3 separate regions of the Mus musculus genome follow, and all the other regions are linked to region 1. The links are chromatin loops, found by intact Hi-C in ENCODE. Cell type or tissue: heart. All regions are shown on one strand. Each heading gives the region's core, and the rest is flanking DNA. Links, peaks and the distances in the headings are about the cores only.

Region 1 (8,112 bases), core at 1,659-6,658:
GTAGATATAGGCTTATAGCTTACAATTATAACAATTGGATTGCATGCTTTTTATGCGGGCTTATTGGGGTTGGAAATTCCAGCAACCGTGTGTCTACAGCACAGTCCGTTGAGATGTTGAGTAGCTTGCCCATATCTTGTCTAACAAGTATTTCCTCCCTCCCCACAATCTTATTTTCCTCACGTCAGAAAAGGCTCAAAGCCTTAGGTTCACTCCCGTTCCCGGTCAGCAGAGTCTGTCAATCTTCCCTTCAGAGTCTGTAATTCCTTGCCTCACCTTTCCCAGCCCTCAACACTGCACACGGGGGACAGGACAAGTCTTTTTTTTTTTTTTTTTAAGAACAGCAAACACCTTTATTACACTATGAATGAGGCTCATTTGCCTTTCTGGGCTTTGATCTTCCGCAGGTAGAACTCCAGCCCCTTGCCTTCGAGCACACAGCCCTCTGCTCGGCCACGCTGGCCTGGTCCTGAGGCAACGCAGGCGAGAAGCTCGCCCTGCTGGAACTGCTCCTCCAGGAGCCTGCTGATTTGGGCATTCTTTTTCCTTTTGTCGTATTTTCTTTTGAATTTTCTTTGATCATTTTTTGTTTAAAATCTCTTCCTCCTCAGGAGTCAGCTTGGCCTCCTTCTTGCGGCCCAGGGGCAGTGCATAGTGAGACTCGGACCACTGTCGGTATGGTGTGCTGTCAATAAGCACAAAGCTGTTCTTCACCAGGGTCTTGGTGCAGACAAGCTCATTGTGGACAACATCAGTGATCCTTGTTTTGCGAATACAACACTCAGAGCCCCAGGAAAAATTCCCCACATCCCATCTCAGGGCACAGTACTTCTTACTGCCTCCTCGAACTCGGACTCTGTGTATATGGCGAGGGCCAATCTTAGTGTTGGCAGCAAGCCGTCCCAGCTCATACTTCCGCTTCTTGTGATAGGGTTTTCTCGTAACCCTGGTCTTCCAGTGCTTGTGCCAGTTGTCCTGAGAGATGCCCATTGCTTGGTGCTGGCTGGAAAGAGCAGAACAATTCTTTTGAAACCTAAAAGCCCACCCTCGGTGACACAACTCCTTCAACAAGGCCACACCTCCTAATCCTTCCCAAGCAGTTCTACCAACTGGGGACCAAATCTTCAAACATTCGAATGTATGAGCCTGTGAGGACTGTCCTCATCCAAACGACAACATCTAAAAGATGAGGACTTTTTTTCTTTCTTTTTCTGCTTACAAAAGATAATGTTTCCAAGGGCAGGAAAAGCTAAGGTCTCCAGCATAGTTTTGTTTGGAATATATGCATTTATTATCAGATATAATTGGACAATGGTTTTTTTTCATTTTTAATTGTATGTATGTGTGCACTTATGTATAGGTATGTGCATATAAATACAGATACCTACGTAGCCCAGAGGAGTGGAATTCCTAGAGCTGGAGTTGCAGATGGGTACCAGAAGAGAGCATTACATTCCTTCGAACTAGACTTATAGGCAGCTGTGAATTGTCATGTGGGTCCTGGGAACCGAACCTGGGTCTTCAGCAAGAGCATCAATTGCTCTTAACTGCTGAGCCGGGTCTCCAGTCCCCTCAGGCCTTCTTTTCCCCACTGAGTGCAGTTAGTGCTGCTCACATGTATACAAGAGTGAGACCACCTACTGGCACATTGGTATCCTACAGTTGTCCCCCTCAAATAAGGACTCTTCCACCACCAACTCCAGCCCCAGCAGCCATCAACTGCCAAAATGCATGCTGCATCCATGGTTCTAGGGTCTTACCTTTCATTGAAAAATTAATAAAATGTTCCTCAGAGGAAAAGTTATATATTCAGAACCGTATGCATACAACTTAGAGATGCAGAGAGACCCAGTCTATTGGTGCCCCCCACCCCCACCTCAGGAGCTGACCCTGTGCTGAGCCATGCACAACACCAATGGGGTTTCAGACTACCTGTGTCCTATAGAGCAGCGCTGACCAGTCAGAGGTGCTGGAAGCACACCCTGTGATGGCCCCTCTCTTACTCTTGTGGTCAATAAATCTCTCTGACTCAAGCTCGGCATGGTGGTGTACAGCTGTGTTCCCAGTACTCTGGAAGCTGAAGCGAGAAGGTCAGAAGTTCAAGACCTCTTCAGCAACAGGGTGAGTCTGCAACCAGCTTGAATGTAAGAGCCCATCTGAAAACCCATCCCCCCACAACTCCCTAGATTAATGAAGGTTAACAGTAGGGTTTTGTTTTCAAATTTTCTTTTTGAGGATTTATTTATTTATATTAGATATATTTATTTTATGTACAATGTGAGCACACTGTCTCTGTCTTCAGCACACCAGAAGAGGGCATTGGATTCCATTACAGATGGTTGTGAGCCACCATGTGGTGCGGTTGTTGGGAATTGAACTCCGGACCTCTGGAAGAGCATTCAGTGCTCTTAATCATCTCTCCAGACCCTGAAGGTTTATTTTTATCTCTCTCTCTCTCTCTCTCTCTCTCTCTCTCTCTGTGTGTGTGTGTGTGTGTGTGTGTGTGTGTGTGTGTGTACGTACATGTATGCCATTGTTGTGGGTGCCTGTAGAGGCCAGGAGAGGGCGCTGGATTCCCTGGAGCTGAAATTACAGGCATCTGTGAGTTGCTCAACATGGCCTTTGGTAAAATACCAAGTGTTCTTAACCAATGAGACATCTCTGCAGTCCCCAGAGTAACACTTTTTGAAATTAAAGAATACTAGACTTCCTTTGAGCTGTGAATTCTTGGTCCAGGTTGCCCTATGGGAGAATCAGATTTGCACACGCTGTTGAGACAATCTGGTGTGATGTTATCACTTTCAAACCCCTGATCCCTTAGAAAGAAGTGATAGTAAAGAGGATGGACCCTGACTCGTGGTGAGGTGACACTCCAGTCAGCCGTCCTTCTACCGTAGTCATCCGGCAGGTCCTCACAGAGCCAGCACTTAATCCCTGAGCCATCTCTAGCTCTCCAGCACTTGTGTTTTATTTACTTATTTTGTTTTTGATACAGGCTCTATCTGCACAGCCCTGGCTGCCCTGGATCTTCCTTTGTAGCCCAGGCTAACCTTCGAACTCACAGAGAACCACTTGCCTCTGCCTCCCAAGTACTGGAATCCATGCTAGGATTAAAAGTGTGCACCGCTATCACCATCGCCTGGCTCCATGCTCTCAAACAAAATAATGCCAAGCAATTTTTATGCCTTTTAAACTGTATAAATATTAACTTATCAGTACAAAAGCAAAATGAATTCACATTTGACCAAACTGGGTTTGTTTTAACAAACATACAAACAAACAAGCAAAAACTACTAGGTGCAAAGCGCTATGTAAATCTGAGATCTCACTGCCAACTTTAAGGTATCAACTTAAAGATGTTATCAAATTAAAAACAAAACAGGAAACAAGATGAAGGTGACATTGGCCTGATCAATGTGCGCACACATACACACACACACACACACACACACACACACCCCTTTAAAAATTATGTATCTTTAGTGAGGCTATGCCAGTGCCTGGCAAATACAGAAGTGGATGCTCACAGTCATCTATTGGATGGAACACAGGGCCCCCAATGGAGGAGCTAGAGAAAGTACCCAAGGAGCTGAAGGGGTCTGCAACCCTATAGGTGGAACAACAATATAAACTAACCAGTACTCCCAGAGCTCGTGTCTCCAGCTGCATATGTAGCTGGGAAGAGAGGCCCCTAAGTCTTGCAAACTTTATATGCCCCAGTACAGGGGAACACCAGGGCCAAGAAGTGGGAGTGGGTGGGTTGTGGGGCAGGGTGGGGGGGAGGGTATAGGGAGCTTTCGGGATAGTATTTGAAATGTAAATAAAGAAAATATCTAATAAAAATTTTAAAATTATGTATCTTTAAAATATGTGTGTGTCACGTGATATGTGTGTGGCATAGATTCCCCTGGAGCTATGTTACAGGCAAGAGTGAGCTGGCTAATTGTGGGTGATGGGAATCAAACTCAGGTCCTCTGCAAGAACAGCAAATGCTCTTCATCACTGGGTCTGCTCTCCGTACCCACACCACTATGTTTTCTAGAGTTTTCTAGAGCTGATGTCCTGGTTGTGACCGCTCTGATTCTCTGTTGTCCATCTTGTCTGCTGTAAAGCAAAGCAGCTCAGTTTTCGGCAAAGACGCCTTCCCCGGTTCTCCAGCGCCCCCTTGTGACGTCCAGTGAGAAGTGCCTGGATCTCTCACTGCCCGCCAAAGTCCTCACCATGGATAAAGGCTTCTTTGTGTATATACATTTTGTATTCTATTTTAAATTATTTCAATCATGTGTAAAATTTACAAGAATCATACAAAATGTGGTGTGAACCTCCTTTTTTAAGGTTTATTTATTTATTATATGTAAGTACACTGTAGCTGTCTTCAGACACCCCAGAACAGATTCAGTTATCATTACAGATGGTTGTGAGCCACCACGTGGTTGCTGGGATTTGAACTCAGGGCCTTCAGAAGAGCAGTCGGTGCTCTTAACCACTGAGCCATCTCTCCAGCCCTGGTGTGCACCTCTTATCGCAGCTGTTGGAGCACAGAGGCAGGGGGTAAACAACCTGGTCTTATCTCATAGCAAGTTCCAGTGAATCCATAAAAAGGTGGGGAGTCGTTTCATCAAGACGTCTCAGTGAGCAAGGGAACTTGCTGCCAAGCTTGATGATAAGGGTTGGTCCTTAGAGCTCAGGTGACATTCAAGAGAACCAGTCTCTGCGTGTTTACACACGCATGCACACACAGAGAAAGGGTGGGGGGTGGGGAGAGGTGGTTCAGTGGGTAAAGTGCTTGCTCCACAAACATGAGGTACAGAGTTTAGATCCTGGGAATCATGATCCCGGGAATCATGTAAAAAGCTGAGCATGAATGACAGTGAGGTGTGCCTGAAAGCTTGTTGCTAGAAGGTAGAAACAGGAGAATCTTTGGGGCTTGCTGGTCAACCAGTCTAGCCAATCCATGATCCAGGTTCAGTGAGAGACACTGCCTCAAAAAATAAGATGAAGAGCAAAGGAGAAAGATACCCAACATTGACTTCAATATTGACTTCTGGCCTTCATATGCACGTACAACTGTGCAGGGACCCATGTTGCACACAGGCACACGCGCGCGCACACACACACACACACACACACACACACACACACACACTGTAGTGGCTATTCCTGGTTGTCAACTTGACAATATTTGGAATGAACTACAATCCGGAATTGGAAGGCTCACCAGTGACCCTTATCTGGAGGCTTGGAGATCCTTATCTGGATCTTGGTTTGAAGATCTTGAGCCATAGTGGCTATGGATTCCAGAAGATTGAATCTCCGAGTTTAAGGAACACACCTTTAATCTGGGCTACACCTTCTGCTGGAGACAATATAAGGACATTGGAAGAAGGGAGTCTAGCTCTTGCTATTGCTCCTTCGCCTGCTTGCTGCGTGAGACTGAGTAACTGCTAGATCCTTGGACTTCCATTCACAGCTGCGACTGAACAATTGTTGGGAATTGGGCTGCCGACTGTAAGTCATCAATAAATTCCTTTACTATTTAGAGACTATCCATAAGTTCTGTGACTCTAGAGAACCCTGACTAATACACACACACACACACACACACACCAGTACAAAAGAGTCCTGTATGTTCCTGTTCAGTTGTTATAATTCTGTACACACAGTTTGTATATGCTGTATGTTTTTCCTGGCCCATTTTAGTGTAATGCATAAACACTCCACCCTGTCATTCTAAAATACTCCAGGATGCTTTTGCTAAAGTGAAAGTCATTCTCCTGCCTCATCACTATGCAGCTATGAGAACAAGGCAATCACCATTGTTTCTGTCCTGTTACCCAGTCTGCAGGCTGCATTCTGTTATCCTAGCAACGCCTTTCCTAGCCACCCTGTCCTCGGTGGCCCAGGATCTGATCCAGGAGCATGGAGCACATTACAGTGCTTTTTCTCGGACGGAGTTTCCCAGCTTTTCCTTGTCTTTCATGAGCCTGATGAGTTCGGAACAGAATCCAATTGGAGTTATGCTCTTGGGTTGGGTTTATCTGTTATTTCCTCATTCGATTTAGGTTTCACATTGGACAAGAATAACACAGAAGCTATTTTTGTCCTTAGAACCTCATACTGGGAGCCACAGGACTCAGATTATCCGATAACTGATGATATCCATCTACAACTACATACTACGCTAACAACACAGGAAGAGACTAACCCAAGGGAAAAAGCAGTCCAGAGTTCCCGACCATGCCCCTGTGTCTGTGTTGGCAGAGACCTTTACTATGGAGGCGTCATGGGGAGTCTGGGCACTTCTGGGAGCCAAAGCTGGAGTTGCAAGTATGGCAGGAGCCTGAACCTTGGTTTGAGTCTTTGTATTGTCCTTGGGCTGAAAGATCCTATTATCCCAAGCTTGGGGTGAACACTGTAAACAAATCAGTTGAGCTTACAGTTGGTCTCCTTTGGAGCCTTGTGCTTAAACTCAGTAGGCTTTACTAAGGCCTTGCTATATCCTCAAGAGTGCACTCGTGACCTTGGTCATGGTTTCTGTGACTTCTTTAGGTCCTGTGATTCTTGGCAAAATGTATGTTCCTTAGGAGATTGCTATCTGTTCTCTTAGGAGACTCATCTCTGTCCTCGTGGCTGGGAATTTTTGCATGTCTGTTGCATGCGTGTATAAGGGTGTGCTTTCCCATGTGTGCTCAGGTGGAAACCAGGAAGTGCAGGTTTCCCATATGGCCAGTGAACCCCAGGACACACCTGCCTCTGCCTGCCAGCACTGAGGTTACACTTCCACCTCACTTTTACATGGTGCTGGGAATCCAAGCTCAAGCCCCCATCTTGCCTGTTTGAGCCAGACTCTTGTGTAGCACAGGGTGGTCTCAAACTCACTGTGTTGACATCAGGAATGGGTGGGAAGGTCAAGCTCACATGCTGACATTGCCGATGAAAATGAGAACAACTGCATCAGGCTACCTCACAGCTGAGTGATAGGCCCTCTGTGAACGTCACTGCTCAAGAGACTTGTCTGTACAGGATATCATTTATATAAAATTTAAAGTATGAAAGGGCAGGTGTGTTAGAAGTGATCAGAACGAGCCAGTTGTAGTTGTCTGTCAAACATCATCAGACATGTTCATGTACAGTAAAGCCACAAAGAGAAGCAGAGAGGGACAAGCAGACAGGGAGGGGACAGGAAGGGGACACTACATGATGCTCCTCCAGCCAGAGATGTTCCAGGATTGATCTTTGAGCAAATAAGCAGGGTTTTTTTTTCTGGTCCTGCTCTCTCTGGCCCAATAAGCAGTTTTATAAGGAGGAAAAATAGGAGCCGGAGAGATGGCTTAGCAGTTAAGATCACTTACTGCTCTTACAGAAAACCCTGCTTTGGTTCCCAGCACCTACATGGCAGCTCACAACTGCCTGTGACTCCAGTTCCAGGGAATCCGATGCCTCCTCCTGATTTTTGTGAGCTCCTGCTAAAGTGTGGGGTGCACAGACATGCACCTAGTAACATGATCATATGACAAATAGGTATAGATAAGATAGATAGATAGATAGATAGATAGATAGATAGATAGATAGATAGATAGGTGATAGATAGATAGATAGATAGATAGATAAATAGATAGATGATAGATAGATAGATAGATAGATAGATAGATAGATAGATAGATAGATAGATGACTGACTGACTGGGGATACGGCTCCCTGGATAAAGTGCCTGCTGTGCAAACCTGACAACCTGAGTCTAGGTTCTCAGACTAGACTCTGAAAAGCTGGGCATGGTGACATGTATTTGTAACCTCAGAGCTGAGGTAATGGAGACGTGTAGACAGATGGTTCTGTGGAACTGCATGGCCAGCCAGACTTGCCAAATTGGTGAGCTTCAGATTCATTGAGAACCTTGTTTCAAAAATAAAGTGTGCATGTGAAAGATGTTTTAGTGGTTAGTTGCACTCGTTAATTCCAGAGGACCTAGGTTCAATTCCCAGCACCCATATGGCAGCTTGCAACCATCTGAAACTCCAGTTCCGGAGGGTTCAACACTCTCTTCTGGCCTCCAAAAGCACCAGGCATGCACATGATGCACATACACACATGCAAGCGAAACATTCATTATAC
Region 2 (8,112 bases), core at 1,250-6,249, 300 kb before region 1:
AGGAAGAAAGAAGGAAGGAAGGAGAAAGGAAAGAAAACTATTCTTTCAAACACCAGGAGACACAGTTTTGATCCAAATTTCTATTTTAAGGTTAAAAAATGATCAATTTTTTCTTTATAATACTTTTACATTCTAATAAGATGTTGGAAGTTTTGGGCACAGAGTATTCTAAAGTATATTAACAGTATGGGGACTAGGCTGACAACAACCAGATGAACCTGAAATCTTTTCGTAAGTGGATAAGGAAAGACAGGGAAGCATAATAAGAAAGTATGGTGGCCCTATAGATTCCTACAGGGTTTGCTACCTCGAGAGCTTCTACAATGTGTTTGCTGACTGGTTTACAACTAACATCTCTGTTCCTTCTATCACAGAGTTGTAATGGCTAGGGAAGGTTGTGGATTCTGCTGGGTTTTTCTGAACTAAAACCAAAATGTAGCTTCATCGGCTGACTGCTTGCATTAATGGTCTGCAGTATATACAGCAAAGGCTGAGGAATGAGAAGGCAATCATGGGCAGGAAAGTGACACTAAAAGGAGAATCTGGCAAGAGAAATGGAGACAGCATAACTCCATGCAGAGCCCAGAACCCTGCTAGACAGCCAGGACAGTGTGGAGCTTCTGCAGAGGGGATTTAAATAAACACCTCGGGTGTCTGTCTCCAGAGGGTGGGATGCTAATATGAAAGGAATTAATAAAGGATCCAATTAGTGTCAAAAATCTTATCACAATGTCTCCAAATTCAGGGATTGACATCCAGTGAGGCGGGAGGCCACAACCATCCACAAACAAATTACTGCTGTGTCAAATAGGTAGCTCTGAGAAGTCAAACAGAGCAGTTCCATGCCCTAAGAGCTCAGTGGGCCTCCACCAAGAACCAAAAGGTCTTAATTTGGCCATAGCAATTTGGAGAATTTAGAGGTCCCAATTTGTTCTGTTCTGACTTTTTTCCTCCTCCTCCTTCCGAGTGGGGTATAGATATAATTTTCATTATAAGCCCGAAGTCTGACAATTGCCTGAAGGACTGTGTGACAACTGAAGTTAAATCAAAATTAGCCACAGAGTACTGAGGCCTAACTGCACTCAGCACTGAGGGGAATGCCACGGTGGACAGGAACACACGTGGGTTACGTCACTGCACACAAGGGACTTACGATCTACTGGGGATGCAACTCAGCCACACAGCAACCAGGGAGTGAACAAGACAGCATGTCACAGTAAAATAATGTTGCAGATCAATCAGGAAAGAAGCCAGTGTCATTGTGTTGTCAACAATGTCTTTCCTAAGCCATCACTTAGGCTAAACTTTCACATTTTACAAATAAACTGGACGTTTCTTCTGGTTTTATTATACAGAAAACAAACAGCATTTTCTGTATTTTTCCTTAATGCTTGAATAGTTAATAATTAAAAAAAATAGATACATGTAAAAACTAAATGAAAGTAAGTTTTTAACAGTCAATTTAACCTCCTTGCTGACTGCATGAGTCTGTCTCTTCTCCCTGCTACAGTAATCCTTTCTGATGGTGACAGCAATGTGGAGCTCAGCTGCTGGACAAAACCAATGCCAACTGAAACTCTTAGCAGCATGGCGATAGAAAGAGCTCTTGTCAGGCAGGCCTGTTTTGGGGTGCCAAAAAGGAACTACTTCCTAAAAATCTTCTATCCTTTGAATTAAGTGATCATTAATTACAGATGTATCACATGAAAACATTATTAAGCCATCCACTTAAGAACGTATGTAATTACTATAGCTGTGTAAAAAGGACAGCGAGTAGACAAATAAACACAGCAGAACTGTGTGCCTGCCGAGTTCTAGCTGCTGAGTTGTTCACTTCCTGGATATGGGACCCTCATGCCCTCTGACACTAGAACAATCTGTTAAGCACATTTACAAAGAGAGGCAGCAAGGGACCATCATCCTGAACCATGTACTGAGTTGGGAAATGAGATCTAGCCTGGGCTCTGCCACTTACTAGCTGTGAGACCTTGGGCAAGTCACTTAATTGTCTGAGCTTCCTTTCTGTTGTATTGTAAACTGGCAGTACTAATGATTCCCCGGTTGCTTAATGGTATTGATAACATCATCAGTCTTAATGGTTTCTAGTTCTGGTAGCCCTATGCTTCCATCCCTACAGTTATGGCCAACTCCAACTCAAGCTCTCATCTCCTTCTACTTAGCCACTTCAACTGTTTCTAAATGCTCTGGGCTTGGTCTTTTTAAGTAGTCCCTTCTAACCTCCAAGCAATAGCCACACTGGTCTCTTAAAAACTTCCCATGGTTCTCAGTACCTAAAGGCTACAGATTCAACTCTTCGTATTAGAGACTCCCCTGATCTAATACCGACAATGTCTCGTGGTTTGAACAGAAATGTCTTACATTGGTTGACAAGTCTAAATACTTGGTCTTTTGGCTAGAGGTGATATTTTGGAAGATTGTGGAACCTTTAGGTGGCACAGCCTTGGTAGAAGTAGGTCACTGAGAGTGGGCCTGGAGGTTGTATAGCCTGGTCCTACTTCTCAACCACTCTCTTCTTCCTGACTCACAAATCTCCCTTGATTCTCTAATCATCTCAGCTCCAACCCACACCACTGTGCACAAACTGCTCATCACTCTCCGAGTGTGCCAAGGGGCTTTACCCCGAATGGTTTGGTCTATTCTCCTAGCCCTGTCAGCATCTCTCTCCACATTCCACCTGGCACACATGTATTAAGTAATCAGTCATGAGCTAAAGACTCCATTCTATTATGAAGTCTTTTCCTCTGCCCACTCTCTATCACATTATCCCATATAACTGACTATCCTAGTTCCTGTGAGTCTTAGAGGTTCCTGTCCCTGGTTGAACATTTCCCCAATAAATTGTGAGTTTCTAGAGAATAGGGAGCTTGTCTTACTGGTCTTTGGATATTCACAGGGCCAATGTAGGGCCTGGCACAGAACACGTTGTGAATCACTCCACCCACATTTATTAGACGTTCTAATTCAGTGGTTCTCAACCGTCGTAATGCTGCAACCCTTTAACACAATTCCTAATGTTGTGATGACCCCAACCATAAAACTATTTCATTGTTACTTTGTAACTGTTATAAACCCTATGTGTCTCGTGATGGCCTGAGGTGACCCTTGTGAAACCCCAACACAAGTTGAGAACTGCTGTGCTAATCAGAAGGGTGCGGAACCATGTAGCCTTCTCTAAGTTTTTAGGGTCTTTTGTTTGAGTTCACAAAAAGTAACCTCACATGAACAGTAAGTGAAACAGTTCTGTAGCTAGCACTACTGAAATAATAAACATTACAAGAGAATGAAATGTTAGCATTTAAAAAAGACCTTGAAATCATGTGACATGAAAAACTTTATGGCCTGGGGACATTAGCAAGTTGCCCAAGATCACACAGCCCACAGCAGTAGCAAAAGAAATCTCACAGCTCATCTTCTGGAAGATGTGCCATGTATAAAAACATTCACTTTCCAACAGTAAGATTAAAAGTTGAGAAAACATTCAAAGATTTTACAAAGATACCCTAAGTAGCCCAGGTGAGTGTGGTAAAAGTGGCAAGTCTCTCCTATGGTCCCTTACTGTCTATGACAAGAAGGACCTAGTCAAGTTACACCGCTGGGACCCTCACAGGTGCCCACAAGTTCCTGTGGTGCCTTGGGCCTGGAGTCCACACTGCCCAGAGAACTCAACTTGGATCCCTCACCCACTGGCACACTTGGCTCGTAACTTTCATCATCCAGAAAAATACTCCAAAAGTGAGGCCAGAGCTCAAGATCTGGATGAAGGCAACAGACTGTATCTAAAGTCAACCAGGTCTTCAAACATGTCAGACTGCTAATGGCAATAGAAAATCTGATCCTGGGGCCATCGGACTGGTGTTTTAGGGTCTAATAGGCACAATCAAGGGGCTCCTCGGAGCCTACCATTAAGCTAACAGAGGAACCACACACAGGTCTTAGAATTTTCCTTCATTTGTTTGAATCAGGCAGCCAGGTTAGGGTGTGAAACGCCTTTTAGTGCCATGATCCTTCATTGCTGCCCTATGGGAATGGTTCATGTGTGTCTCCAACCCATGATTTTGCACCATCAGACATGTTCCTGCATGCTATAGGAACTGCTGCTAGGCCACCTGGGGGAGCCCAAGCCTAGGAGATGGGATTTGGGGAGGAAAGGAAAGGGAATCTACCATTGTTACAAGATAACACATTCATAGGTCATAATACAGATGAGGAAAAATAGCTCTCCTACCATAAGCTGAATGCAGGAACTGAAACTCTGTTGGATAGAAACGTTAGTTGAAATTACCACTAAGAATCTTTGCAAAGTTGTACATACTGCAGTTCTACAACAGACCTGTTTCACGATAGCAGTTCCCCAGGCTGCATAAGAGGCAGACTGTGGAGGACAGGAAGGACCCCCCCTGGAAAGGGTGACAGACTTGCCATCCAGGAAAGTTTATTTGTTGCAGAGAAACCTCTCTGAATGCTGCAGGATCTCCCAGAGAAGTGACCCAAAATTGCCTGCATATGAACAGGAGTAAGGTCGTGCTCTCTGCTTGTCTATATTAAGACTATTTCAATTCTCCCAAGAACTGTGGAGGGATTTCAGGCATGATGAAGGCTTTACAATGAAGAAAAAAATGAAGGCTCAGGAGATATGACCACCATAGATAGGCCTCTCAAAGAACTAGGTCCAACGTAGAGACACTCCATCTAGGACAGTGTTGTGCCGTAGAAGGAACACAGGCTATGGGGTCAGACAAATGGGTTTGAATCTCAGATACATGGCATTTTAAATTTAATTTTGAAGGTTATTTAATCCTCTCTGAGTTAAACTGGAGGCAAGAAACTCTAGCTAACAAGACAAAGGTAAAAAGGTACACTTGTAACTTGCCTTGCATAGAGATTTTTCTCTACTTTCTCCCAGGTTTGTAATTTGGGAAAACCTCATATATACTTCATATAGTTTAACTCTAATGAGACAGAGATGAGAACATGCTTCTTATGAGAGAGTTTGGACATTACTTTCCTATTTAGTCTTCTTTCATTTTCAAGTTACATTATCAGGAATATGTTAAACCCTTTGTTCCCTGGATTCTGAAAAAGATCTCTTGGCTAGCTCTTGCCTCCTGTGAGGCTAAATACCTAAATATGATCCCTAAAATTGGTAAACACTTAGGAAGAAGCCAATAAAAGGCAGGTAGTCCACTGCTTTTCAGAACCAATGAAAGAGCGAGCTTTCCTCTGTATCCTAGGCAGATGTATCTAAGGAGCACAAAGGCTGCTAAAAATAGGGTCTCTCCAAGCAATTGCTTGGTCTCCTTGAAGTAAGGAAGAAAATTTAAACCCAAGTGCCTGGCTCCTTGCAGGCACCGCCCTGCATTCCAAATGACCAGCTCTGGCAAGAAGCTGAGAATCACCTATACTGTTCCCTCTGACCTTGAGCCTCTATGACAGGAATTTCCCTGTAACAGTCAGACCTAGGATGGTAGAGGTAAGCAACACACAATATGAAACACACGCAGCTCTCAGTGTGTGTGCATGAGCATGTGTGTGTCTCAAATGTCACACAAACATTTGAAACGGTTAATTCCAGTTTGGTACCTCTTCTTCCCCTACCCCCTTCCTTCCTGTTTTTTGTTTGCTTCTTTGAGACAGGCTCTCCCATGGGGTACAAGACAATCTTTAACTCTTGTGTAGCTAAGGATGACCTTGAACTCTGATCTTCCTGTTTCTACCTCCAAGGTGCAGAGATAATAGGTATGCCTGGCCAGTGTGGGGCTTTCTAACACAACACTCCAGTACTATCCCTTGTTGTGGATTTGGGTTTCTGAGTAAATGGTCTAGCTTTAATCATAGCTTACAAGTGTCTTGACTTTTTAAAGCACTAATCCTTAGGTAGAGACTTCCTTTTTATTTTAGTATTGAAATGTAATATTCCACACACAGCAGCACCTTTCCAGACTCGCCATGTTTTTAACAGTCTCAGACTCCTCTCTGAACTGCCTTCTTCTCCAGCCCGGCTGCTCCCGTCTAACACTTCAGTGTCTGCCCACTGTCTCAGCAATGACAGGCGGCTAAGAGTTCTGGTGCAGCGGCAGGATGCCAGAATGCAGATCTAGCTGCTGAATTTCAATAAGTTTCTTCTTTCCCAATTGGAAATTGGGAAAAACAAAGTACTCAGTTTGTTGTACTATAAAACAAGTTAACATCTATAAAGAGTTTCAAATTGTTGTTGACACAAATGAAACATTGAATTAATCGAAGTTTTGGTTTTTTGTTTTGTTTTGAAACAGGGTCTCAATTATGTACCCCTGGCTGACCACGAACTCATGGAGATCCACCTGCCTCAGTCTCACAAATGCCAGGATTAAAGGCATGCACTACCATCCCTGGACTAATAGCAGTATTTTATTCCTTGTTCTGCCAGCTACTTGCCAAACTGATCCTTAAATAATCCTAAAATCTCTTCCCACAAGTGCCAAATACTCTTGAGAAGGTAGCTTGCTGTTAGAGGGTCCCCTTCAGCTACCTCTAGTGCTAGTCCTGAGCCGCTCTGCACTGCAGGCATTCCACCTCCTGTCACTCAACTTCCCAAAAGAAGAAAGAAGACGAACATCAGAGTCCTTGTTGCCATGGCAGCTGCTGGGAGGCCTAGCTCCATGTGACTCTGGCATCTCTGACTGGTCTTGTCTCGCCCCCCCCACCAGTGCACACGGAATCCCACTCTCACCCGGATGCCCCTTCACCTGCACATTCCTTCTTCACTGTGCCTTTGGTTTTCTTTTTTTTTAGCTGAGTCTCTGGAAAGCATGCTACCATGCTATCCATTGCTCTCATTTCTCTGTGTCACTACACACTGCTTCCCAGGATCCCCACCTCCCTGACTACAGCCAGTGAGGTCACCAGGATTCCTGACTATGACGACAATAACTTTTCTGTATTCATGACCTCACCGGAAAGTCTGCCACAACTCACCTCCTTCTATTTTCGGCTGGTGACAAAGCCCATTCACAGATTTCACAGTACTTGGATTGAAATCACTTATGTACTGTGACATTTCATAATGTTCTCTTAGTTTTTAAGATAAAATGTTTTTATCAGATAATTAGTGTAGTTTTTATACTGTTGCTGCTCATTATTACAGATTTGTGGCAGTAGAATAACGTATCTTACTGATTAAAGGAAACAGACATTAGTCCACATGCCACTGTTCTCATTAACTCTTTTGGGACAGTAATGGCGGCTTCTTCAAGGGAGCATCACCTACATACAGTACCTTCTAGAGTGAGTAAGGCTTGTATAAACTATTTAATACAGACCATATAAACATCTCTTATGGTGGTTAATTTGGCTGACTTAAGAAACATCTAGAAACCTGATAACACACATATCTAGGTGCATATGTAAGGATGTTTCTAGAGATGACTGGGTCACGAGAGCTCTGACCTAATGAATCATTTAATCCACTTATGCATTCCACATTGGAGTAGATTATGAGGATGTGGTTGAAAAAGCGCCCTATGTGGATGGAGGAAGCAGGTCATGGGTGTGCCCTTCAGGGCTGTATCTTGCCCTGGCTTTTCATCTCACCACTCTGTACTTCCTATCAGGCATGACGTGAACAGCTCCCTTCTGCCACATTTCCAGTACCATGATGTCCTCCCCAAGCACGTGGGACCAAGACATCATGAGCTGAACCTCATGAAATGGTGAACTGAAACGTTTTGATCACAGTTGAACAAAAGTATTAATTCGGGACATATCCATCATTTATTATACGTAAATACGTTCTCTTTTGGGGATGGAAGGGTCTCATGTAGCTCAGGCTAGCTTTGAATTTGCTATGTAGCAGAGGCTACAGTTCAATTCTTGATCCTCTGCTATACTCTCCAAGTACTGAGATTAAAATGTGCACCACCATGCCTGCATAGAATAGTTTGTGACTGTACAAACAAGCCAAGGAAAAATAAATGAAGGGGCTGACTGTAACCTCACAGCATGTGTGTAATATGATAGTAATTCCAGGGCTCAAATATAGGTCTATAAATATAGCCCGTGTTCTTTTCTGTCTTAAACACCTCAGAAGAAGGAGAATAACTCTAGCAAATTCCA
Region 3 (8,112 bases), core at 1,250-6,249, 350 kb before region 1:
TCAGCCCCTTGCTTCAGCTACAACTCCAAAGGTCTGGTTTCAGATAGGGTTTGTTTGTTCTGTTTGATTTTGTTTTTCTTTGGGGTGGGTGGGTCATTGTGGTCTTAGATGATGTTTCTCTTGCTACCAAACAGCCTTGTGTTAACTCTCCTCAGATGATGAAATTTAAAGAGTCAATAAATAGAAACACTAAATGATGGCTCCCCCGGGCCTTGGGCCATCATGGCCTCCTGCCAGCTGTCTCCCTAAGGACGAGGGCTCCCTGACTCTGCCTCAATTGGGTCAAAGGGAGGAGATAAGGAAGTCCTGGGTGATGGGGTTGACACTGAACCTGTGTTGTCACGGGCAGACTGCGGCTGTCTGGGCTTCAGTCTCCTTAGAAGAACCCAGGAGTTCTGAATGTTAGAATTCCTTACAGCTCATATGCGTATCAATGGTGTGTCAGTCTAGCCCTCCCGAGTCCAGCTAGGTTTGGGTTTGGGTGTCTGACCCAGGGCTAGAGTTCCTGTCTAAGGCGCCTGTGGAGCAGAACTACCACACAAGTCGGGCTGATTCTGGTCCAAAGAGATGTGTCATTACACAAGACTGCAAAGGATTTAAGTGCCCAGCAACATGGGGCTGCTCTCTAGGGGCCAAGAGCCCCCCACACACACACCATGGTGTCTTCCCCATGGGACTAAGTGGCCCTCACAGCAGAGGTCAGGTTATGCCGAATCTCTGCTTAGGTCAGCCCAAATGACTCACTTCAAAATTCACTTTCCTGGACTGGGGCAATAATAGTTTAGTGGTTAAGAGCACGGACTGCTCTTCGAGAGGACCCAGGTTCAGTCCCCAGCAGCTCACAGCCATCTATAACTCCAATCCCAAGGGAATCAAATGCCCTTGTCTGGCCTCCAGGGATACGGCATGCATGTGGCCACAAACCTCCATGCAGGCAAAAGACCCATACTCACAAAATAATATATTTTCAATAAAAGAAAGTCTGTTTTTGCACTGAACAGATAGTTCAGTTGACAGACTGTATGCTTGGCATGTGGGAAAACTGAAGCAGGGTATTCTTGAGTTCAAAACCAGCTTAGAGAAGTTATGATGATATGTGCCTATAATCTTAGCGCTTGAGTCACTGGCCAGTGGGTCTCTGTGAATTCACACCCAGCCTGGTCTACCAAGCATGTTCTAGGTCAGCCAGTGCTGCATGGTGAGACCCCTTCCCCATTTCAAAACAAAATGGTTCTACATGGCAAGACACACACACAAAGGGAGAAAGTGTTGGTGTGTGCTTTTATTAACTCGCGTGCATCCCTCAGGGGTCTGCTGGGTCTTCAACACCACAGGACGTGTACAGGACATCTTGCTAGCAGCATTTTCGTGAGGAGACGGTTGTGCCTGTGTGGAATTCAGGATGAAATGGAAGGAACACAGGCTTTGCATGGAACGGCTTCTCTTTGGAATCTTGTCTGATAGCAGCCATGTGACCAGGCCAAGTTATTTCCTTCTCAGTAATGGGGTCTGATAACCTCTTTTCCCCTACAGGATGGTTGGCTAGTGCATGTAGTTCTTGAAATGCAAAGAGGTCCATTTCTGGCCCTTAAATCTAAAGGGTGCCTGCGTCTGGAGACCTGAGCTGGCGGTCAGAGCCCAGTGATCTACATGTTGAAGGCCCACCTCAGGCTCCTCCCCGCTGCCACTAGTCCAGTTATTTGCATTTCTGACAGTGGCTGCCACCTTTAGTGCTTCAGTCATTTCTGCTACTCCAGGATTTCTGCCTCAACAGAGGCCCAAAGCAGACTTCACTTTCAGGACTAGATACATAGGGCTGGGTCTGCGCCATCCTCACCGGGAATATGGCTGGCACATAGCACAACCACTTAGAAGACAGCCTGCCAGGGCATGGGCTGGCCTGAGGACAGGTGTCCATCTGGATCAGGCACTCAGCATGAGTAGGGCGGTCCTGAAGGAACAGGCCTCAGGCTCATCCCCAAGGGAGTCTCCTGGAAAAATTACAACCTGGGCTGTTCATTATTAGTTCTCCAGGGGCACAGGCCCACCGAAGGCCAATTAAATTAAAACCTTAGCTAGGACCCAGGTACCAGTATGTTTATTGGGAGCCACTGATACATAGCACTTATATGAGGAAGTACACAGTGTACAGCTCAGTATAGAACGGCCAAGAGGCATCCATCACCCCAACAGCTCTCCTTATACTCGTGGCCACCCAGGCTTGAGACACTGGGGTGTGGTCTTCCCAGACAGCATAGAGAACTGCCTTAAAGGGCATGATTGTGGGTGAGAGGAAGCAGGACCAAGGTTTGGTGTGAAGCAGGATTATGCAAGGAGGGGTGTAACATGCAGGGGACGGGATATAAGATGCAAGGAGGGCCATAAGAGCCTGATGTGAACGGTCTGTTGTACAGACAGAATGAGAGAAGGCTGAAGGAGCTTGGATGGATGCTCTGAGGGCAGGGTGTGTTCTCAGCTTCATCCCTAAGCCTACTTGCTGTAGCAAGCATCAATAAGTGCTCAATAAATGTTGAATTCATGTTTAATGAAATAAACATTGGAGAATCCAGGTGAGACACAGCTGCATGTCTTTGCTTTTTTGAAACCGTGTCTGTAGCTGAGGGTGACCTTGAACTTCTGATCCTCCTGCCTTGAATGCTGGGATTAGACTTGAGTACCACCATAACTGATTTATTTAATGCTGGAGTCAAACCCAGGGCGGTTCTCACCCCAGGCAAGCATTCTACCGGAGACACATCTCTGAGCTGTAGGTCTTCCATAATAGGGAACTGTAAACTCAGCTTCCTTTGGCTGCTTGCTGAACGCCACAGCTGGGCTCCTTGGATCCTTAAAATGGTCCAGGAAGGTTGCTGCCACTATTTCCTTCTGAGCAATGAAGCTGAGGTGGAGGCTCAGTGTCTTCTTCCTCAAGGTCATTCACCTATCAGAACTGGACTCAGGCCCTCAGGTCTTGATACTTTGTGGGAAAGGAGGAGGTGGTCACACAGGTGTCTGGAAGAGCCCCATGGCCAGAGCCACATGTATGCCTCACATTCAGACTGCTCTGAGAAGTAACTCCTGCTGGATCGCAGAGGAGAGTGAGTCGGAGTCAGAGACTATCTGCTCAGAGAGCTGCTCCTGCAGATATCTGTAGGCTAGAGACAAAAGCCAGGACTAGCTAGACTGCCTCTTAAGGACGGTGACACTTAGGGACCAGGACAGAAAGGCAGGGTTGACACGAGGGAACAGACTCTAGGCTTGAAAGTTCCTCATAGTCAGAAAAGTCAGAAAAAATCTCTTAGGATGAGAAGAGACAAAAGGCCCACACTTGGGGCGAGCCTCAGCACATGGGTCTGTAAGTCTAGAGAGCTTAGCAGGACAGCAGAAGTCTGGCTAAGGCCTTGTCTTAGCCTTGAGCTGAGCCTGGGGAGGGGAGCGTGTACCCAAGGGTTAGACAGCGAGCTCCAGCCCTAGCCTCTGCTCACTGGTGCTTGGAGGCAAATTCTCGATTCTGTGCACCCCGCTGACCTCCAAGAGCTCTTCACATCTTTTGCATGCTTGCCAAACACCAACTCTCTGTCTCTCTGTCCTTAAGCCACAAGATGGTTGCAGGAAGTGGCAAGGGGAAGTGCTATTTTGGGCCCAATTATGGCCAGTGAGGAGCCTTGATGGGCACAGGCAAGTAGACAGGCAACCAAGGGTGGTCAGGGGCAGAGTGCAGGATAGACCTGCAGAGGAGGCCAGGGAGCAGGTTTGGAGATAAAATGTAGGCAGAGCCCCAGATGCTGTGTTTTGGGAAGGTGCCCAGAGCAAGTGCTGAGGCAGAGAAGGTGTGTGTGTTGGGGTGGGGGGTGGGGGGTGGGGGGAGGGCAGATTGGAGCTCCAGATTCCAGTGTCCCTCTTGAAGCTGATGCACCTTACTTGGGTCTCTGCAGATACTATACTCAGGGGAATCAAGTCACTTGCTTAAGGCTACCCAGCCTGTCACTGAGACAGCTAGAGCTTGACCTTTATCTGAGAGACACCAAAGCATGTATTCCTCAATTTCTCCTATTCCTCTCCTCTAGGCTGCTTAACCTCAAACACTTCAGCAAAGCTACCTCCCTCCCAGGCATGGTCCGGCACCTCAAGACCCTTGATCTGTCCATGTAACTGGGCTGCATGTCTGACCTAGGCAGACTTAACCCCACCAGCCTCACGGCCTATAGTCAGTTCATGGCTTCAGATCCCTCTCGGACTCTCCTACCTCCAACCCCCCACCCCACAGGGGACAAGGAGGCCTCTCCTTTTCCTTTCTGAGCACACTTGGGTGGGCCAATAAGGCCCAAGACCAGAGAAGACATACTGAGAGTGCAGGGCCTCCAAGGGAGTTGGTAAGGGAGAGTGTCAGACACAATCCCACCCAGCATGGTTCCAGACCTGGCCAAGAGTCTAGATTTAAATGCAAGCTGAGCCAAGTGAGTCCTCAGACACAGAAAGCCCCAGCTTAGCATCTGCCCAGCACTGGATCCTGGTCTTACTTAGCCCCAGTTCCCATGGCCTGAGCTCCTCCCACTGATCTGGGGCACACCCATGGGTTCTAAGGCCTGCTGGATAACGTAGGACAGAGCCTACTGCGGTTTTGCTAGAGCAAAGCATTGAAACAAGCTTGGGGGCTAGAGGAATGGTTTAGTAGTTAAGAGCATTGGCTGCTCTTCCAGAGGTCCTGAGTTCAATTCTAGCACCTGAATGGTGGCTCACAACTATCTATAATTGTCTGTAGTTCCATGGGATCCTAGTCTCTTTTCTGTTATGCAGATGTACATGCAGAAAAAAACACCCATATACATCAAATACATACATAAATAAATTAAAAAAGAAACTTAAGCCTGTAGCTTTAGTAGTGGCCTTTGGTATCCATGACTTCTGTATCTTCCAACTCAACCAACTATGGATGGAAATTTTACTATTATTGTTGTTTTGTTTTGTTTTGTTTTGTTTTGTTTTGTTTGACACAGGGTCTTTCTATGTAGTCCTGGCTGTCTTGGAACTTATTATATATACCAGGCAGAATTTGAACTCACAGATTCTCCTGCCTCTGCCTCTTGTGTGCTGCAATTAAAGGCTTGAGTCCATACCTAGTGGATGGAAATTTTAGACTTTACAATAGTCGCATCTGTCCTGAGAGAGTCCAAACTTTGTCCCCTATAATTATTCCCTAAATAATATAACAACTGTTTACACAGCATTTGTGTTGCGTTGTGTATTACAAGTAATCTAGAGAGAATTTAAAGTATGGGGGGAATTGGACAGTGAACATACAAATATTCTATTCATTTTATTCTAGGGACTTGAAATTCTGCAGTGTTTGCTGCCGGTGCAGTTCTGGAACTGGAAATGTAGTCTGCCTTTCAATATAGCCAGCAGGGGGCGCCTGCAGTCACCTGTACAAAGATTTCTCAAAACAACCATATCGTGGTAGCTCTGAAAGTGTGACACCAGATTTCTACCTCAACAGGCTTGGCATGGACTTGGAGCCCCTAGCCCTTCTCCTGCTTGTGGGTCACTATGGAAATTCATTCCAACTTGCTGAGGTCTTAAAGTCCTGTGGTACCTATGATGAGCACCAGCCTTCTCCAGTTGCAGTGTGAGAGACTTTACACAAGATATAGTCTCTGAGGCACTCCGGACTGAGTGCCAAGATTCAGTGAGGTCACCTGAAATGCCAGGATCTTAGAGAACCTATGATTTTGAGTCTGTTCTGGAGCGGAGTGACTCTCCAAGCAGCATCAAAAGCCAGCCCCAAATGTGTGGCTGTCACCCTTCTTTCTCTGTCTCCAGACTCCTGGGGAGGGTTCCTGTTGGGAAAGACTTGGGAGTCATAGTCAGCTAGACAAAAAGCCAGCAAGTCCTACCAGCAGTAAATAATAATTAGGCTCCTTTGGAACCAAGGGTGCAGGAAGGGGACATGTGTACTCTTAGGAACCTGTGCTGTGAAGGTGACTTCCACAGAGATTGAGAGTGACCTTCAGGGGTTGGGTGCCCCAGTTTTCAGAGGTGGATACTGACAGAGTTTCTCAGAGAGCTGTTAGTAGAGATGGGCCTGCACCTTCTTGGGAAAGTCAGACTAGTTGTCAGTCCAAAGCCTACGTCCCTATTGGACTATTAAGCGGTACTGGAAATACCATTATCTGGAATTTGAAAATCGGGATATAGAAGGTACATATTGCCGGGCAGTGGTGGCACACGCCTTTAATCCCAGCACTTGGGAGGCAGAGGCAGGCGGATTTCTGAGTTCGAGGCCAGCCTGGTCTACAAAGTGAGTTCCAGGACAGCCAGGACTACAGAGAAACCCTGTCTCGAAAAACCAAAAAAAAAAAAAAAAAAAAAAAAAAAAAGAAGAAGAAGAAGAAGAAGAAGAAGAAGAAGGTCTGTATTATACCAATAAAACATTTCAAAAAAGGCTGAGAGATGGCTTGCTCCGTAAACTGCTTGTGACCTGAGTTCAGTCCCTAAAACCTAGGTCTATAAATAAACAAAAATAAAATAAAGGCTGGAGAGATGGCTCAGGGGTTAAGAACAGTGACTGTTCTTCCAGAGGATCCTGGGTCAATTCCCCCACTGACATGGAGGTTAACAATTGTATATAACTTCAGACGCCCTCCTCTGGCCTCCTTGGGCACTTGGCTTTCAAGTGGTGCCCAGACATATATGCACACAAAATGCTATACACATAAAATATAATAGAAAATTAAAACAAAATAAAACTGAGGAAAACGGTCACAGTGAAGCTTACCTTTCACCACAGCAGGCAGGAGGCAGAGGCAGGCGGGTCTCTGTGAGTCTGAGGCCAACTCAGTCTACATACATGGCGATGGCTCAATAAGGGGACTGTGTCTCAAAAAGAGAAAAACAAAAACTCGGAAGCAGAGAACATTCAGGCAAGTCTGAGCACGTCACTGCTCCCCAGTGGGTTTCCACCATGGACTGTGATGTGGGGCTCTGGGCCCATCCCCAGATTTGGGGGAGCACAGTTGACATTGAATGTATTGGTTTGTTTTTGTTTTTTGTTTTTCCAGGACAGGATGTCACTTTGTATCCTTGGCTGGCTTGCAGTTCACTATGTAGACCAGGCTGGCACAGAACTCAGGGAGATCTGGTTGTCTCTGCCTCCAGTGCTCTGGGGTTAGAAGCACAAGTCACTAGGCCTGCTGCGCTCATGATTTTGACACCAGTAACGTGGAACTTTTTCTGCCCTGTCCCCAAAACCTGGGCTCAGCCAGGTTAATGGAAACTCTCCCCTCCCTCTCGTCTCTCAGGTGTCCAGTTCTCCTCCTGGAATTTCCCAGGCTCTGGGGACCTGACCTTTCCTTTCCTTTCCTTTCCTTTCCTTTCCTTTCCTTTCCTTTCCTTTCCTTTCCTTTCCTTTCCTTTCCTTTCTGTGGCTCAAATTCTATGACTTAATTTGTTTACCAGCCCACCCATTCCCAACAGACATATTTACTTCCTCAACCTCTTCCGTGAGCTGTGATTATCCTGATTCCAGCCAGGCCTCTGTCTCCCGCACTGGGCTCCTCTGTGCTGTCCGAGTTTCATCTCATCCTGCTCTCCTGGCCACCTTAGATTCTTTGAATGATGCTGGGGGAGTGGGAAGGTAACGGAAGAGAAGGCTGTGGGAGCTGAGATGTGCTACTGCTAGTGCCACCGCACCACTACTGCTACTACCACCGCACCATACCACACACGGGCCCAGTTTATAACCATTGCAAGAGTGCAATGGTTACTTACTGCCTGGCTTCTACAACGATGTCTCATAGTGTTGGTCACTCTTTTTGTGTTTGCTTGCTTGTGAAACAATGTCTCCATATGTAGCCCAGGCTGGCTTGGAACTCAGGAGCTTCCTGCCTCTGCCTCCCAAATCCTGGCCTCCCAGTCCGTTACTTCTCCTGTCCTCCACTGGACACTGCGATGGCTGGCATTGGTGATAGAAGAGTGGGACCGCTGGTGTTAGGGGAGAGGATTGTCATTGTCATACCTACTTGGGGGAGGAACCAGCTACCCTGAAGGAAGGGGTATTTAGGCCAGGTTCCAAAGGAATTCACCAGGTGAGCATTCCTTATAGTCTCTCTTATT

The links. Hi-C counts contacts between places; a loop is a spot of excess contacts. Peaks named below come from ENCODE experiments on the same cell type or tissue, not always from the same donor. Only the 100,000 strongest peaks of a DNase experiment are listed, where the experiment ranks them.
Region 2: it touches region 1 in a loop (2.1-fold over the local background); 6 of 42 quality-filtered maps call a loop at or near these places.
Region 3: a loop joins it to region 1, with 2.8 times the contacts of the local background. A loop is called at or near these places in 8 of 42 quality-filtered maps.

The regions. Positions count from the first base shown.
Region 1 is chr7:100,516,892-100,525,003 of GRCm38, reverse strand. It overlaps the pseudogene Gm8463. Among named protein-coding and RNA genes, the nearest start is that of Dnajb13, 6.1 kb to the right of the region's middle. In heart, for the core only: a CTCF peak has its summit at 4,170 (motif pointing left); a DNase peak (open chromatin) is centred at 4,133.
Region 2 is chr7:100,814,897-100,823,008 of GRCm38, reverse strand. Fam168a (family with sequence similarity 168, member A) reads right to left here. Exons shown (of 9, transcript NM_001362169.1): 4 at 4,247-4,273. Among named protein-coding and RNA genes, the nearest start is that of Relt, 44 kb to the left of the region's middle. In heart, for the core only: a CTCF peak has its summit at 4,114 (motif pointing right); no DNase peak of the experiment used is centred there; H3K27ac peaks cover 1,132 bases.
Region 3 is chr7:100,864,214-100,872,325 of GRCm38, reverse strand. Arhgef17 (Rho guanine nucleotide exchange factor (GEF) 17) reads left to right here. Exons shown (of 21, transcript NM_001081116.1): 21 at 1-2,580. Among named protein-coding and RNA genes, the nearest start is that of Relt, 4.9 kb to the right of the region's middle. In heart, for the core only: no CTCF peak of the experiment used is centred there; DNase peaks (open chromatin) are centred at 2,212 and 3,625; H3K27ac peaks cover 1,128 bases.